Regions from separate parts of the Mus musculus genome. Here region 2 is linked to region 1. Evidence: chromatin loops called from intact Hi-C (ENCODE). Cell type or tissue: left cerebral cortex. All regions are shown on one strand.

What was found. Peaks named below come from ENCODE experiments on the same cell type or tissue, not always from the same donor. Only the 100,000 strongest peaks of a DNase experiment are listed, where the experiment ranks them.
Region 2: a loop joins it to region 1, with 4 times the contacts of the local background. A loop is called at or near these places in 2 of 42 quality-filtered maps.

The regions. Positions count from the first base shown.
Region 1 is chrX:36,066,137-36,068,636 of GRCm38, forward strand. It overlaps Dock11 (dedicator of cytokinesis 11), which reads left to right. Exons shown (of 53, transcript NM_001009947.3): 49 at 734-944; 50 at 1,524-1,714; 51 at 2,194-2,294. Among named protein-coding and RNA genes, the nearest start is that of Gm32904, 40 kb to the left of the region's middle. In left cerebral cortex, no CTCF peak of the experiment used is centred here; a DNase peak (open chromatin) is centred at 1,222.
Region 2 is chrX:36,003,857-36,006,356 of GRCm38, forward strand. It overlaps Dock11 (dedicator of cytokinesis 11), which reads left to right. Exons shown (of 53, transcript NM_001009947.3): 27 at 145-216. Among named protein-coding and RNA genes, the nearest start is that of Gm32904, 22 kb to the right of the region's middle. In left cerebral cortex, no CTCF peak of the experiment used is centred here; no DNase peak of the experiment used is centred here.

The DNA.
Region 1 (2,500 bases):
CAGAACAACAAAAATCCCTACACCATTTAAATTCAAAGATGTTCACCAAAAAATGATTTTCCATAGCAAAATGTAAAAAAAAAATGACCAATATAATTCATGTGTATTCATTCAGCCATTAATGTCATATTAAGCCACTTGTGGTTCACACCTCTAATCCTAACACTGAAGTGGCCAAACCAGGAAGACAACTGCAAGTTTAACATTATTGATGGTTACCTAGAGAATTCCAAGGTCGCCTGAGATAAGTGTGGAACCCCGTCTCAAATAATATAAATAAATAGTGTTAACACTATTGTCAATACTCCAGTAGAAACTATAGTAGTTTCAGCATGTTTTTATTGAGGTAGACTTCACATATTGTACAACTATTTTAATAAATATTTAAAGAATAAGATTATAAAACTGTTCAATGTGAATCTCAATTTTGAGAACATATATGCATACAAACAATTGGAAAGAAATATGTGAAATGTAGAAAACGCTAATTGCTGAGGACTAAGATTGCAGTGGTGTTCTCTGTTCCTCCTATATTTCTGTAGTCTCTATAGGTTTCTGTACCTTCCTTATAATAAAAGATAAATTATCTGTAAAACACAACTATAATCTCTCCCAGTAAGTGTACAATAGATCAGGAGCATAGTTGTAATGCCATGTTTCTTGTGTGGCCTCAAAGCGGTAAGCTATACTATCATTTTCTTTTCATTGATTAAAAAAAAAAATCTCCTTATAGGTAAATGCCAAAGAGCTTGATCCAAAATTCGCTCATATACAAGTCACTTATGTGAAGCCGTATTTTGATGACAAAGAACTCACAGAAAGAAAGACGGAGTTTGAAAGAAATCATAATATCAACAGATTTGTTTTTGAGGCCCCATATACATTATCAGGCAAGAAACAAGGTTGCATTGAAGAACAGTGCAAGCGTCGTACTATCTTGACCAGTGAGTAGGAATCAATATGTTACTTTCATATCTGTCTTGGTCCCTTCTCATATACACAAGTACCAGCTGGCCAGCAGGACCATGTGTCTGAAATGTGAATCATTTGTTATTTTACAAGTTTATACAAACATGTCCTTGTAATAAACCATCGTTTTCCCATATGTTACTCCTAATTGCTTAGAGGTGTCTCATAAAGATAATTTTATCCTTTCATCCTGAAGCAGGAGGAACTAGTTGGCACCCTTAGGATTTTTTCTAAGAAAAGCATGGGAAGGCATAAAACAAGTTGATTCTGGGTTTTCCTAGAATTCTACTGAATAAATTATTTTCTAAAATTGGTTTTGTGCTGCCTCATCCAACCTTGGTATGACGAGGTCCTGGTCTAATTGTAGCTCATTGGGCCTTGTCTGGTCCGGGAAGTCTGCTCTTTTCTGAAGAGAAACGGAGGGGGAGGAGCAGTGAATTTGGGGGAGAAGGGAGGTGGTTGAGAGGAGTGAATGGAGGGAAGTATATGAGAGAAGATAAATACAAAGAATTCTACTCATTGCTACGTTAAAAAATGGTCTTTGTATTTCATAGCTTCAAACTCATTTCCATATGTAAAAAAGAGGATACCTATAAACTGTGAACAGCAGGTGAATTTAAAACCAATTGATGTTGCTACTGATGAAATCAAAGATAAAACTGCAGAGCTACACAAGCTCTGCTCCTCTGTTGACGTGGACATGATTCAGCTTCAGCTAAAGTTGCAGGGCTGTGTCTCTGTGCAGGTATGTTGGTTGGTTGCGCAACAAGCTCAAAAGGCTGTTGATGTTTCTTTTGCTTTTATGAGGGCGCAGAGCAAGCATTAACTACTATTGTATGTTATATTCTTATTGAGAGCAAAAAAAATCAATATTCTTTTTTAACATAAGAAATAAATCACATTTAATTTATACGAATTTTGTATTATATCAGAAGACATTACAATAAACTTCTAAGGCTGGCCATGACCTGTATTATTACATCAGAAATCATTAACTATTTTATTGGAGTATCATTTTGCCAGATTAATCCCCTTAGTTAATGTTTTTCACACAAACTTCTCATGAGAAAAAAAATAGATCTCTAGGCTGCGGGTTTCTTAGGTATTTTATTGTGTATCTGCTATCCTCTCAGCCCTTGGGGGTTTTAATGAAAAGGGAAATGCAAACGCTCCTTTTGATTACATGCTTGCCACACTATCATTTCTTTCTCATGTGTAATTTAGGTCAATGCTGGTCCATTAGCATATGCGAGGGCTTTCTTAAATGAAAGTCAAGCTAACAAGTATCCACCTAAAAAAGTGAATGAGTTGAAGGACATGTTTAGGTAAGTGTTCGTCTTCAGATCATACCTCTATTCTTTTCTTCTATTTTCTGTTAAAAAAAAAAAAGAGAGAAATCAAAATATTCACTAAGTAAGGGTATTGTCTGCATTTGCAGTGATTATTTGATCTCCAAATTGCTCTTTAAGTAAGTAGTCAGGAACCATATGATCGGTTTCATACTCTGAGGCACTAACACTGCTCCTGTGAC
Region 2 (2,500 bases), 62 kb before region 1:
TATTTTATAAGAATTTAATAGTGAATTGGGGTCACCTGAAATTGTTATCAAACTTTGGAAACAAGATGTCTGTTAACTTATCCTATGTTTCAGAGCCTCAAATATTTGGGTATATTAAGGCATGTGTGGGTTTTTTTTTTCCAGTACTCATGGTTTTTCTTTGAAATAATTGCAAAGTCGATGGCCACATACTTATTGGAAGAGAATAAAATTAAGGTAAGTAGGCTCAATAATCATTTAATTAATTAACTAATGAATTAGTTGTGTTTGAAACAGCCTGTTGTCCAGGCTGGTCTCAAACCCATGTTCAACCTCCCAAGTGCTTGGATTATAGACTTGAGCCATCACACTAGGCTCTTTTTAATTGATAAATGGTAATTGCACATATTTATGAGAATAACCTGTAACATATATAAAGAAAGCTAAACTTTACACATAGCAATAATATGCAAATCTTTTTTCTAATGATTCTTGCCCTTTTCAAGTCTTGCTTATAGAAACAATGAGTGTTTGCCCAAATCTAAGCTCCCACAGTTCATGTGTTCTTACAGTTTAATGTGCAGCATCTCCTAAATAGTTAGAAATAATTATGGTAGGACATAGGTAATATCCTACAGTTATTTACTATACGGAATGCATGACTATGATGGTTTGCATTTCTTTTTAACAATGTCAATGTTGAATTGCTGGAGAGATGGCTTAGTGCTTAGTGTTTCTTGCTCTTGCAGAGGACCCAAGTGTGGTTCAAAGCACCTATGTCAGGCAGCTCCTAATTACCTGTTACCCCAGCTTCTGAGAATGTTACTCTCCTTTGAACTCTACAGGTACCCCCACTCTCCCTCCATATACACATAAATAAAATATACTTTTTCAAATAAAACTTTGTTGAAAAGATTCAGTGAGGAAAAAAGTAGCAAATCAGATCTGTTCTGTCTATTAGAAAGGATTAAGGTATATAATAGAAAGGGTGAAAAGGGCTCTTAAGCAACCAGCCTAGGCTACTCCATGAGTTCTGGGCCACAGAGAGCATTATGTGATAATGACTGTCAAACAAGACCTCAGGTGGATTTCTGATTTCCATTATGCACACATCTGAACCTAGGCACATGCGAATACACACACGAGCATTCTGTTCTAATTCATTCTATTATTCACAACAATCTTACCTTTCCTAACAGTTACACACATTTTTAGAAAAATAAAAAAAAACCCACAACATTAATACTTTTTTGAAATGTATCACTTTTTTTTTGTTTATATGAATGTGGTATCTTGAAAACATCTGTTTCTGCCTATGTGCTATTTCATGTCTAGTGTGTACTAAGGCTAAATAAATATTTGATATTAAAAAAGAAAGGGTGAAAAGACCGTTAGACAATATTAATATCATGTGTATATTTCTGCATGTATAATATTTCTGCATTGTGTAATAATATGAAATATATTTCTAAAATTTGGTATGTACATTTACTTGCTTTTTCTATTTTAATATTATTTGTCATTATTATTATTGTTGTTGTTGTTATATATATGTAATGTATGGAGGGGACCCCGTGTGAGCTACAGAGAATTTTTGAGACTTTGTGGAGTTAGTTCTCTCCTTCACTACATGTGGGTTCTCTGTATCCAACTCAGATCATCAGGTACTGGACAGCAAACAGTTTTTTCCACTGCGCAGTCTCACAGGCCGCTTATTTGGTTTTGAATTCTGTTTTAAAGATACATGTTGAGAATTCTGGAGCTGAAATGCCTAGAACCAGAAGGGTTTCAGATTTTTGACATTTTCAGGTTTCAGAATATTTGCATATACACATTGAGATAGGTATCTTGGGAACAGGATGCATGTTTAAACATGAGACTCATTCATGTGTCATGGATACTTTATACACATAGCCTGAAGACAATTTTATGCTTTACATTTGCACCTGTGTTTTGACTTCAATCAGTAACACACCATCAGGTATGGAATTTTCCATGTGTAGAGTCAGGTCTCAGACAGCTTCAGGTTTTTGAGCATTTAAGATTTGAGGCATTTCAACGAGAAACAACCTGTACAAAGAAGTTTTCTTGGTTACAGAAATCATAGTGGTGAGGCATGTGAAATGAAAATTCATCTCATAGGAATTTCATAGAATAAGTTGACTGAAATTGGGATACATGCTCATGTTCTGTACCAGAAAAAATAAAAGTAAAAGTAAAATAATAAATAAAATAAAATAAAATAAAGAAGTGTGCCTGCATCGCAGGAGCTTGGATTCCAGAGCTGGATTATATTGATCCATGCTATGCCTAATAATAATTTCAGACACATATTATTAGAGAATCAGATCATTCCTTTAAGTTCAGGGTCTAGAATAATGGTTCTCAGTATGTGGGTCCCACCCAGATGGGGATCTAATGACCCTTTCACATCACATATCAGATATCCTGCATATTAGATATTTACATTATGATTCATAACAGTAGCAAAATTACAGTTATGAAGTAGCAACAAAAGTAA